Linked DNA regions of Homo sapiens: region 2 is linked to region 1. A link is a contact called in ENCODE Hi-C data. All regions are on one chromosome and are shown on one strand. The core of a region is the stretch at or near the end of the contact, and the rest is flanking DNA. Distances in the headings are between cores, read along the strand shown. Region 1 overlaps SETBP1 (SET binding protein 1). Region 2 overlaps SETBP1 (SET binding protein 1).

Evidence for each region. A loop is a pair of places that touch in the nucleus more often than their neighbours do. Pooled maps may share reads with other maps.
Region 2: a map of aorta shows a loop between it and region 1 (3-fold over the local background). The contact joins two enhancer-like sites. A Hi-C loop is called at or near these places in 3 of 168 maps with a recorded cell type or tissue (aorta, left colon and sigmoid colon), 1 of 37 single-sample maps with no recorded cell type and 6 of 50 pooled maps.

Annotation. Positions count from the first base shown.
Region 1 is chr18:45,012,730-45,019,361 of GRCh38, forward strand. The region is part of intron 4 of SETBP1 (SET binding protein 1); the gene reads left to right. Among named protein-coding and RNA genes, the nearest start is that of MIR4319, 46 kb to the left of the region's middle. Within about 2 kb of position 3,547, at least 8 of the 41 ENCODE cell types and tissues checked have a DNase peak (open chromatin) inside an H3K27ac peak, as active enhancers do.
Region 2 is chr18:44,823,388-44,830,019 of GRCh38, forward strand. All of the region lies in intron 2 of SETBP1 (SET binding protein 1), which reads left to right. Among named protein-coding and RNA genes, the nearest start is that of MIR4319, 140 kb to the right of the region's middle. RefSeq lists an enhancer at 2,133-4,537. Within about 2 kb of position 3,269, at least 24 of the 41 ENCODE cell types and tissues checked have a DNase peak (open chromatin) inside an H3K27ac peak, as active enhancers do.

The sequences.
Region 1 (6,632 bases), core at 2,297-4,796:
AGCCATTATCTTAAATGAAGTAACTCAGAATCAGAAAGTCAAATACTGCCTGTTCTCTATGATAAACAAGAGCTAAATAATATGTACACATGGACATAGATTGTGGACTGATAGACATTGAGGACTTGAAAGGGTGGGTGAGTGGGAGAGGGACGAGGGATGAAAAATTACCACTAAAAGCCCAGACTTCACCATTACAGAGTATAGCCATGTCATAAAGCTATACTTTGTAACTCCTAGATTTAGTCAAATGTTTTAAAATACATGCATAATACACTTGGCACTGCAGTCCTGGAAGGCGACAGGAGTAGAGTCAGTACTTAGGAAAGGCAAGGTGATGGCTTTGTCAAGCTCACAACCACCTCACACAAACTCCAGGTTGAGCCCCGTGGTGTCTGCACAGTAGAGAGCAGGATGCTGAGTCTGTGCCAGCCCCAGGCCCTGCAGCCTCCTGCCATTCCTGGAGGCTGAGATAACATGGGGGGACCCAGAGCTCACCTCCTTGGCCCCACCCTGCCTACCTGCTCTACCTTTGATAACACACCACGAAGGATGCTAGGAAAATCCGGTTGCCTCAGCCCAGTGGGAATTTGCTCTCAAACAAACAAAGGCCTGTTTGTAGAGCTGGAGTCCATTTAGACACAGACACAGACCATTTAGGATTATATCTGACTGTTTCTGACTCTTTCTTTCTTTCTTTCTTTCTTTTTTTTTGTTTTTTGTTTTTTGAGACAGAGTCTTGCTCTGTCACCCAGGCTGGAGTGCAGTGGTGTGACCTGGGCTCATCGCAACTTCTGCCTCCCGGGTTCAAGCAATACTCCTGCCTCAGCCTCCCAAGTAGCTGGGACTACAGGTGCCTGCCACCATGCCCGACTAACTTTTGTATTTTTAGTAGAGATGGGGTTTCACCATATTGGCCAGACTGGTCTCGAACTCCTGACCTCATGATCCGCCTGCCTTGGCCTCCCAAAGTCCTGGGATTACAGGCATAAGCCACCACACCCAGCCCTGACTGTTTCTGAGCAGCAGCCACTGAGCGGCTGTGCCCTGTGTCAGTTCCCAGGCATCCCCAATCCTGACATGAAGTCTGAAGCTCTGACGGTTGTGGTTGACAGACAAAACTCACCCACCATGTTTCTTTCTGCTGTGTTTTTAAATTTACTTTCAGGAAAAGGCATGTGGTGTCCAAGACACTTGGGAATACACAGATGTGTTTAAACAACTTGGTTTCTTCTCAGGTTCTGCCTTAATTCAATAATCCATTCACTCTTTCATTCAATAAGCAAAGGATGTTCGGCAGAAAAAAAAAAATTCTGAATTCTGAGACAGTACAGCAAAATGAATCATTGAGCATTGGGACTCAAATTCTCCAAGGTGGGAGGGCTGTGGAAAGCCAGTGCCTGCTGTACAATCAGCAGCCAGAATGTAGGCTGAGGGAGGTAGTAAAACAGCCTGTGCCCATCCATTAAGAAACAGCTGAGCTTCATAGGGAAAGCTTGTCCATAGCAAGGAGGTGGAGATCAGAGGAATCGGTTTCAGCCCAGGCCATCTAGTTAGGACTGGTTTAGTTTGTGGGCCACAGACTTCCTCTAGCTCTGACCTGCCACCCTGCAGGAAAGAAGCAAAGGAGGAGGAATCTGTGCTGGTGACTCAGGGCACATTCCCCAGCAAGGGAGAAATAATTCAGATTACATCCTCCTGCTGTTGGATCAGGGCAGCGCATTTCAATTTAAGCCCATACAGCCAGAGACAGGTTCATGTAGAATGGAATAAATTAATAAATATGCTGTTGTTTAACTGGGAAAGTGCTCTGGCCTAGGGACGGCTTGCTGAATTTCCTCCTGGCACACACTCAGGAAACAAAAACATCGAGGGAACTCAATGTCTGATTCTTGACAGGGTCAAGAAACAAGGACCGTATGGCATTGTTTAGTGGTTAAGACTTTGTAGCCAGGTTGCATGCATTCAAAATCTGACCCTACCACCTACTAGTTGTGGTAATAAAGGGTGAATCACTTACCTTCTCTGTGCCTCAGTTTCCTCCTCCATAAAATGAGAATGAATATAATGCTCCAACAAATAGACTTGTTGTATTAAATGATATTTAAATAAATAATAATTAATAATTAAATAATACATGAAAAGGTCTTAGAGAGTGCCTTAGCATGATGTACCTGCAATTGAAGTCTTGGCTATACCTATTACCAGCACAGTGTGTGAGATAAAGAGTTTCAGGAACTGGAATGCATGCTTCAAACAGCCAGTGGGGTGCCTGCTCCGGACTCTCTGCCTCCACATCAGGGGATTCCTGATCAGTGGCGAGCATGCCAGGGCTTGGGGAGGATGTTCTTGGAGCTAGATCAACTTGCCCTAGATTTTTCGGGGTCCAAGGCACAGTGAGTAGAAAGGAATGACCCCAAACCTGGCCAGAGCAGAAGAGGGGGAGCCTCAACAATGAGATGGAGTAGGTATCAAGGTACTAGAATAAAATCAACTTCTCAAAAGTCGTATTTCCACTCTCTACTCTAGGGGTCTGGGCAAGATGGGTTGTTCCACCAGGTGAGGTGTGTCAGGCCATCTCACATTTTGGCCCCAATTCAGAAACCTGCCCCCTCTGCCAGATCTATGGATTGGCAACTGCTGCCTAGGTCTTGATCTACCTTTACCTCCATCACCATGAAATCTTCACCTAAGAACCTAACTACAGTGAATAGGTATAAGGTGCTTAGAAGCACACTTAACCTTTCGCAGGGCCTTAAAATACAACAGACATGCACCTGCCTTTCTCGGGTGACCCTCAGCATGCCTCCAAACATCCACTCATGCCCCAAGCCTGATAAAACTGGCAGAAGGTCAGAGGGTTTTTAGAGATGTCTAAACATCTCACAAACGTGTTTGTGAGAAGTAAGAGAAGAATATTGGATTACACTTTATGCCTGTGCATCTACCTTTATCAATGTTTCACACCAACAAGCACATGTGTGATAAAAGGCAATGAGGGAGGGAGTCAGTGGCAAAATTGTGTTATAGAAACTATCTTGGGGTGAACAGAGAAAAATAGATCATAAGTATGACATACATATGCCCATAAATCATTTCTTTTACAGAGAGAAGGATAAGAGATTTGACATTTAGTCATGGGGATATTCTGTTCTTGAGTTACATGCTCTTACAAGATGTCACATGTATTCAGTCCTCATAATTACCATATGAGAAGAAGTATTACCATTTTACACTTCAGAAAACTGAGGCCAAAAGTCCTACATGCAGCCTCCACCCACAAGGAGGTTCCTTCCTAAACAGACAATCCACCCTAGCATCACTGAAAGAAAACAAACAACAAAAGAAAATACAGCCCGTACATGATAGAGCTGACCAGCTACTTTATTTTGCTTTCTAGAGGCAAACAATTAGTTTGAGCTGTTGCCGAATTTCATATGAACGGGGCTGGTGAGGGTGGGGGAGGTTTTCCCTTATACACTATTTTAGGAAAACTCATGATTGAATGTAATTTCTGCAGCTGCCATTAGAAAGCAGGATGGCAGCCACAGCGTCTAGGAGAACAGCAGGGCGGGCTAAGCCAGGGTGCAACTGAGAAACCCAGGGAAGAGAGCAGAGCCCATGCCCTAAAGTGACACCAAGGTCAGGACCCAGCCCATAGAGAAAGTGGTGGGGGAGAGTGTGGACCCCTTCAGCCCCCACCTAGGAAGGGGGAGCATCCCACAGAGTTCCCTGTCGCGGCGGAACCTTCTGTATCTTTGTTCTCTCTCCGCCACGGCTTGTAAGTATTAGCCTGATGTTGTTTACTTCTTCTCCCAATCTCTCCAAGGAATATGATTCACACGTTTTCAGATTTATTTGAACAAAATGCAATAAATATGCTGCTTCAATTTTAACTGCTGGCCTGTAGCCAGGGTTTTTAATGAATCTGGCCTGTGCTACTGAAGTGTTCCAGGATCTCCAGGGCTCTGGGCACTGTGAGATTATACACATTGGTGCGCGCACACACACACACACACACACACACACACACACACAGAGAGCTCTCACTCCACCCCCACCCCTACCTCCCCACCTCCCCACCTCCTATTCCCCGGAGGGCCAGTGACTCACAGTCAACGGCAGGTTTTCAGAGCCGACTCTGGTAAAAATTAGCAGGAGCCTTTTATTGTTCAAGGAGAGGAAGGACTCCTCCGTCTCCTTTCACGGCTGCGTGGAAGTGTCATCTTTTAATTTTTCCCCCTCCATTGGAATTGCTGTACCCACCTCTAAAAACTGCCATCATCAGCCTTTTTGTCTCGTCCTTTGTTTTCTTGCAAATGGTCACTAGACCGGGCCCAGCCTGTGGGGACTTCCATATAAAAACAGCTGGCTATGGAGGCTTAATGTGGAGATAAAAGGACTCTGAATTGATTTTCACCACAACCACACAGCCAGTGCTCCAGGCTTTGGAGAGCTAGAAAAAAAACAGGAAGAGGGACCCAGGCCCAGGTGGTCTGGGCACGACACACTTTCTCAGAAGGAGTGGAAGGAGGATGAAACTGGCTGACAGCAGACCTGAGGCACACAACTCCAGACCCCACCCTCCAGTAAATATGGCCAACATAGGGCAAAACTGTGGACTCTGCAAAATGTGTCCCCTTGGGTGGCCCCAGCCTCTTTTGGCAGGAAAATGATCACTAAGACCCCCTCCAGCTCTAAGGACCTGCAACTCCAAAGTCCTGTGCCCACTGTGAACACTTAGCTGCATTATGGATTGGCATCTGAGAAACTCCTCCGAAGGAAGGGACCTTTGCAGGGAAGGGCAATTTTAGGGACTGGGATATGGTTTTCCACTGGTGACAGAGACAAAGAGGTGGCTGTAAAGGTGGCTATCAATGTTTTGGCAAGTGCTGCCTCGTTACTAATGAACACTGCCACCTAATTTGTTTCTTTTAAAGTGCAAACCATGGTCTGATCTTTTTCCATTATGACCAGTGACTTTTATTGATGTCAGAAGCCCCTATGTGTTCCTCTTGTCTTCGAATTACTCTCAAAAGCAAATCACACATTGCTCTGCAGGAGTCTGCCCACCACACTGCGTCCCTACCTCACTTTAGCACGTTCCCTAATGGGGCCTTCACAGTCATTAGGCAAAATAAGCAAAGAAACTGCAAAGTTAGGAACCTGGGCAGGAAAATCACATGAAAGTCCTGGCTGCTCTCAGTGAGTTGGTAAGAGGACCAGGGTGCAGAGGTCTGAGTTGGGACAGTGTCACCAACAATGTAGTATGACTTCTGGGAGCCTCAGTTTCCTCATCAGTGGAATATTGGAATCCACTTAATGATCCTTCCCAGTCCTGATAGTCTGGGATTCTAACATCTGGGCTACAGATTTTGAGTGATTCTCCCTTACCACATCTGACCCTCCATTTCAGAATTAAAGACACTCACAGTTAAACACCTCCTCTGTTTTTCACTTTCTTTAAAGGGGAAATGGAATAATAAATAGCCCTTATTTCTACTGTGAATCCTCAAATCATAAAAATTGAATTCTCTTATTTATAATATTTATAGACTTGTAAAACATTCCTTATGCAGACTGAGAAAAATTACCATCTTGTTTTCATTTCAAATGGTAGTGTTAGTTGTGTGGTTTTGTATGTGTTGAGCTGTTCTTGTCTGTGCCCTTTACCAAACACTGTGTACTTCCATTAAACACATATGTGTTGATCATGTGACCTCTCACTAGCCCTTTGCTGGGTGGACGCTCTTGGAAACATATGAGAAGTATATGACATTGTCTCTTTCCTCAACTTACTAATTATCGTATTGGGAAGTCAGGATTGTTATGTGTAACAGTAATAATGTTAAAATAACAGCATGCTAGTTAGGAGCCAGGTGATGTGTTATGTGCTGGATAGATTTTTACTTCATTGAAGCCTCACAACAAATTCCTTAAGATATCTCATTTTATTCCCATTTTACAGACAGGGGATCTAAGGCTTAAGTTAATTTTTCTGCTCAAAACAGAGCAGTGGTTAAAGATGTATCTGATTGATTCTATGAATTCGAAATGTCATGTGGCTAAGTATTAAACTGATTACGAGCAAAATTTACGGAGCTATGGCATAGGCTCATGCTCCCTGCAAGGTCACGGATGTGGAAGTTCTGAGTAAGGGAGGTTACCTGCTCCTGATTAGGAATGAGCAGGAAGGAACCTAGGACAATGGAGAGGAGGCACTGATCCAGAGGTGAGAAGGAGAGTATAGACTCCTAATGAGAGATTTTCAAACAAACACTGGAAAACCATTGGCTTGCCACCCCACCATGTCTTCAATAACAGACAAGCCTTTGATGACACCACTGGAGACAGGAAGCCTCCACCTGCTCAAGCCTAGAACCCAGGAACTCTCTAGGCTGGATGTCCTTCAAGCACATTTTTGGCTTGACAAAAGGGCTGCCCTCAGATAACTTTGATGATTTTAAAAATGGTACTTTTAAAAACAAACACATTCCACATATTACATAACCAAGGCTGGAAAAAATAATGTTTTACTGTCAGGTTTGTTAGTTGGGAAATGTAATAATTTCCAGGTTTGGGGAATACAGTCGGGGAATTTCTTTTTACTTGACAAATAAAAATTATATATA
Region 2 (6,632 bases), core at 2,019-4,518, 190 kb before region 1:
TAGCTTCTCCCTCTCTGCTCTAACAATAAGCAGTTATATTTTCAGAAAGCAAATAAATGATTCAGCAGGAAATAGGTGGCATTTATTTCTTATGCCTAGCTCTATCATTTGGTGCTGAAAACACTTGCTCTGTGATGAGGACTCACTTCTATTCAGGCTTACGAGCTGCTGACTTAGGGACTCCCACATACCGGGAGAAAAATATTCTAGAACAGGACTTATGCTCAGGTCAAGGAAGTTCAAACCTCGATGCAGAGCAGACCCCTTGTTTATGAGACCTGGGGCTTTTGTGCAATAAAGAAATAGAAATAATCTTTATTAGCTAAAGTGGCAAAGCAGTAGAAAGGGGGATGATATATATAGGAGAGCCAAAGATCTGTGAGATCAGTCCCCTTGATTCACAAATAAGAAATGATTTTACTCCTTTCATTCCCACCCTCATTGTTCTGCTTAGTTGTGGTAAGTTCTTGAGGTGAGCAGTGAGGTTAAAACCATTTGGTTATGGGATTAGTTGAATTTAAGAGAAAACAATAGTTGGTGAATCCTTCATGTATGAGCACTTTGGCTTCATACCAACCATGGCAGTAATCCCAGGTGGCTGTGAGGATGACTGTTCAGTGTCTTGACAGGAGACATTACTCATTCTCACCCTAACCTCCATTCAAACTTCTTTTCACTCCTGCCCAAATCTTAAGACCAGTTACCTTGACTTGAGAAGTGGCTGCCTGTGTGTGTGTGCATGCATATGCATCTGTGTTATGTGTCTGTGTTTGGTGGGGGTAGGGCAGGGGCATAAATCTTAAGGCTGCAGCTCTCTTCTGCTGCTTCTCTGCAAAGTTCAACCATCCTTCAGAGCTCATCTCAAGCTACCCTTCCTTGAGCCCACCCAACAGTGCACCCTGCCTCTGAGAGTTCGGTGGTGCCCATCTAGTCTCTAGCACTCTACCCTGATACCTGCTTATTTACTGCACATAACATGGGATCTATATAGGGTTTTGTATGATTCACTTGGGTTATTGAATGTGGCATATGTGTATATCTCACTCGATTCTATTCTCTCTGTGGTAAGGGTCCACATTAAAATTTATTCATAATTTTAACAATATCACCTCACTAACCCAGTTCTTGCATAAAGTAAATGCTCCAAAGGTATTTGCTGATGGATTTCCTGATTGCGCCTCTATATTTCTGACGGTGTAACATAACACTGCCAGAGGTGTGTATCTTTCATTTTAAAAGACCCATTAATATTCAACATTAGCAGAATAATTTTCTAAATGACAAGTTACAACCTTTTGGCTGTCTCCTCTTTTTCTTTTCCCCAGGGAATTGCCCTTTTAATGCAATTGAAAAAAAGAAGGGGATGGGAAGAGAAGGAAAATGGAGGGCAGAAGAAAGAGAGCAATAGGAAGGGAAGGAAGTGGTGATTGCCTAGGGAAGCAGATGAAGAAAGGGAGTGGGTCATCGTAGCAAGTAGGTAAGGGAGGGAAATCCTGAAGCAGGAAGATAAAGGAGCAAAGTCTTGGTCTTGCTGCAGCCATGGCGACTGCTCCTCTCCTGCTCTTACTTGGAGTAGCTGCTTCCCACCTCTGCTCCCGGTAGAGTGGAGTGCAGATTCTCCTGCACATTATTCACCTAAACATATAGAGTTACTTTTTTCACTTCTGCTTAGGAACTTGCTGTATCTTATTCTGCTCTATCCCCACCTGGGGGCATTAAGGTTAATGTTTCAAGTTATGGTGCTAGACTTGGAGTTAGACTGGGATAGATCTTAGAGTTATGTCTTGCCTGTTTCCAAGGGAATTTCAGAGGTTTACAAGTGTAATAAAAATTCAGCAATTAGGGGGAAAGCAAAGCAGAGATTATCTAAAAGGACTGGGAGCTACCTGGCTCCTTCAAGGCTCTGATCTTTTACATGGAGGACTGATGTGGGCTGTGTTTGCTGGAAGCCAGAAAGAGAAGGGATCCATCTTATATGACAGTTTTTGTTTAACCGAGAGCACAGGTTTATCTATCAGAATATTTTTTCATCCAGTGAAAAAGGCACACAATTTTTCTAAAAGTATCTTTAAAAAAGAATTGTCTCTTATATAGTAGATAATATTTTTTAAGAGCAGTTTTAAAAAAGACAAAGGCTTTCAAACTGCCCCTCTTGAAATGTAAAGGATATAATGTTAAATTGGATATCCAAGAAAACATTTATAAAGTAAAATTAGATAATGTGGTTTATCAACATTGGGACAATCTTCACCTGACCTTTGTATTCCAAGATAGTTTTGATGAGAAAGGAGAAAAGTAGTTTTATGGATGATGCAGATTTCTTGATGCAGAATTAATGGATAGTACAAATAAAAATACTAGAATAATAATAATGTCCTTGTCTTTGCCGGGAGCTCTTCATTCAGTCTTTCTTTTATTTCTCAAAGTTTACTGTAGCAGCAGAGTAGTGCGGAATAAGTATGGTCCTTGGTATTACAAGACCTGAGTTCAGTTCCCAACACTGTCACCTACTAACTGTGTGATACAGGATAAGGGAACTAATCTCTCTACACCTCGATTTTCTCATCTGCTAATAAAGAGTGACTAGTACCTTGATGTTTCAAGAGTTAAATGCATAAGCAAACGACTTGCATAATACCTGGAATTTAGTAGGTTCTCAATAAATATTAGATGAATCTTTTTGTAACTAAATGTGATTGAAAATGTCATGTCGTCTCTCAAGGAAGGTCAACAGAGGCCAATAGAGTTCAAAGGAAAGTTCTAGTGTAATGATTTTCATTGGTTCAAAATATACTTGGTCCTTTGGAGGTTCACTGTGGTTGCCTTTCTCATTCATTGGGGCAAAGAAATGGGTGGCAAAGAGGTATGGAAAGACCCTCTTGCCCTTTCACCCCTTTTTCGCCTCTCCTGCCTCTCTCCACCTCCGTCAGTCCCTGGCCCTCGCACAAAAGCTCATTGCATTCAGCTCTTTGGTGGCTTTGTACCTGTTGGGTCTGCCCCCATCTAGGGCCCCTTTTTGGCCTTTCTTTTTTTCTCTCTCAAAAGACCCCAAGGGGGTTCCAGGGCCCAGTGGCTGGGCTCCCAGGTTGCCTCACAGAGAAGGTGTTGTTCAGCAGAAAGGCATGTGGAGTCCCAGGGTGAGAGAGTTGGGGGCATTATCAATCATGAGCTGCTAAAAGCCAGGAGAGAGACGGGAGAGCTAGCAAGAGCAGGGAGGACTGAATTGAAGTGGAGGATTTTTTTTTTCCTGTTCCTGTTGTTGTCGTTGTTGAAGGGAGCGTTCTTGGACATCTGCCCAGACACATGCTGAGTTAAAGAAGCAGCAGGATAAATTCTTAAAGAATGAATTGGGAGAGGGGAAGGAGCTGCGGGTGGGGAGGAGTAGTGAAAAGGAACCAAGGAATGATTCCAACCCCCAAACAAAGGAGGCCCCTGCAGACCAGACCAGCCTCAGCCTGGCCCTTCTGTGGTTCAAACATTGGTTTGTTTAGCACATAATCCAGGAACACCAAGGATCCTTAATAGCTGCTTTGGGCCCACAAAAGGGCCACAGAGGGAAACTACAGTTTCTTGAGCTTTCTTCTTTATATCCAATGCAGGCTAAGAATGCCATGGGAGAGCTTCTCTCCCTCACTTGATTGGCCCCAGAAATGCTTACTGAAGTACCTCAGTTCATGATGCAATCAGTGTGGTAGCATAAGCATAGGGCTCACTAGTGGTGATGACATGTTCTATTTGATGACAAATGTCTTTTTCTTTTTAAAGAAAAGAAACTTGTAAAAAAATGCTCTCCTAGATTCTATGGTAGGAAATCAGGGAGCTTCTAATTAAGGAACTTCCCAATATAGTTTCCGAAAGAAAAATAAGCAAAACAAAAACAAAAGCTTGTGACGATGGTGGGACAGTTGGATTCTAACTGCATCCCCTTCCTCACTAGACTAGAATTGCCCATAGACGTGTCATTAGAGACACGCTTGTGTTATTCAGTTCATTCTCTTTGCTCTAAATTTCTTAATAGAAATTATATTGATTGTTGTTCTTAGACTTTGGAATAGGTCGGTTCTGAATATTGAGCTGACATGTCAGACAGCCCCCATGATAGCTCATTCACTCATTTCTTCATTGCAACATATACATCTTCACTATCAAATGTATATCATTGACGGTCTTTTGTGGTTTGCCCCTATGCTAGGGTTTGGGAAGATGCAGGTATATTGGGCCTTAGCCTTATCAATCAAACCATGGAGGACTGGCATTTTCAGCTAGAGTTAACAAACCTTATTCTTCTTGGGTGAGGAAGTTCATACCAAAAGAGAAACTGCATACTTTATAGAAACATTAGGCGATCAAAGCATTATAGTCAAAATATAGTCTCTGAAAATGGCACAGGTTTAGTATTGTACACTCTGCACGTGCCACATTTGTTGACCCTGTTAAGCCTTCAACCAGCTCTGCCATGGGTACCCACACTTTCCCTGTAGTTCCCTAGGTGGGAAATGAAGAAAAGTAAGAAAAGCAAAATATGGCCAACCAGTGCCTATTCAAGCCTAGTCATGCTCAGAACCTTTTATTGATGATCTGAAATTAAGAAAGGTGGTAACACTGCTGTCCAAAGCAAGAGAGATTAAGAGACTAGCTTTTCAAAACACAAACTTGACTTTATTATACATTCACATAAATGTATTCACTTCTCAAAGTGTTCTTCTCGTGACACTATGCACTTAATATTGCCATTGTTCAAACTATGATTGAAATGTCCCTTTGTTGTCTTCAAGTCACTGGTTTAAAAAAAAAAGATCAGCACAGTGGTCTCTAATTTATGTAGCTGATTGTTCTTGACAGGGCCCCAGGGATCTCCAGTTAGGAAGTTCCGTTATGTTGAAATGCGGTGAAACAGGTTATCCATGGCCTTGTCACATGGCAATGAAAACAAAGGGACTCAGGATCTGTGAGCTGCCACATGTGCTGTCTTGACAGCTCTGGCAATGGTTCTTGAACCATCAGTCATTATTCAATGTAGTAGATGAAAATTCAGATACTACTGAACTTGATGTCTCTTTGAATATGGTGATTTCAGGGGCAGCTGAGGGAATGAGATATTTTTTATCTATTCCAATCTGTTTTAAATTATTTTGAAAATTATTTCTTGAACATTGACTGTTTTTCCTATCCTGTATAATATGAAGGGTCGTACAGAAAGGGGGTGGATGATGGAAGGAGAGACAAAAAGAGAAGAAGCTTCTGCTGACTTGTGCTTTGTATCTACAGGGCTGCTGTGGAGGAAATTGTGTTCCCTTCCACCCAAATGTAGACAATGAAGCCCTAACTCCCAATGTGACTGTATTCAGAGTGAAAAAGTAATTGCGGTTAAGTAAGGTTATAAGGGTGGAACCCTGAGCTGATAGGATTAGTGCATTTATTAGAAGAGACACTACAGAACTCATTTGCTTTCTCTCCACCATGTGAGGACACAGGGAGAAGGCAGCTGTCTGCAAGCTAGGAAAAGAGCTCTCAGCAGACACTACACCCTGCTATAATCTTGATCTTGGACTTTCCAGCCTTTAAAACTAGGAGAAAATAAATTTCTGTTGTTTTAGCCACCCAGTCTGTGGTATTTTGTTAAGTAGCTCATGCTAAGACAAGACATTTTTCTGGTTACATCTACCAGATAAATGGAAAAGAGTGAAAAACAGTGAAAGTTTCCTTCCCAATTCCCTAAGGTCAATCTCCATTTAATGGTGGGAGTGACTTAGAGTGAAGAGAAATGGTTCCCACTACAAGCCCTGTTTGGGTCCATGTGGGTTTTCTGAATCCGCAGATTAGACGTTAAAGTGTTATTATAAACTTGGTTGTTGGTGTACCTTCTTGTTTCTCAAGATTGCAAGCTCAGAACATCGTATACATGTTACTGATCTGCCCTATTGCATTGACGCCTGTGAATAATTTTTTTTGGTCAAGTATAATTCTATTGAAAAGACGAAATTTTGCTGATAAAGTGTATCTAAACTGAGTTTATTTAGACTTGTAAGTCAGCTGAACAACGGAAAATACTTAAATGTTTTTTGAAAAAATAAACTGCTTAAGATGAATAAAAATTAGTAAAATGAAATCCTGAGTCTAGTTATATCCTGGTTTCCATCAAGAAGAAGGCCGACCATGATCAGTTCTGTTTCGGCAACATGACATTTTTAATCTCAACTCATCATTAGGCACCTACTGTGTGTCTGCTATTTTGCTCATAAAAAATGTGGGAAAGGAACCTTATAGTAGAAATTAGTGGTCTGGTGCAAATAAGATTTCTAAAAATCAAATCAGGATGAAATTCTATAACGGAGGGGCAAAGCGGTCAGTTGATTGAGTCCTTGTCTTTAATCTCTTTGATGTGGCACAGTCCCACTTATAAAATTTGGCCATGCTCAAGGCCAGATTGTTGTCAAAGTATATTTTGCATGTCTCAGATCCTTCTACGTATCCACATTATTTACCATTGCCTAACCCTTCTTGTCAGGGGGAAAATGAGACTTGATGGGTTCTAAATAACTTAATGTGAATCAGTATAAAATAGTATTCTTGAGGTCTTTTTCTCATGAAGGAGAGAACACACTATGATATAATGTCATACTTTCCAAATG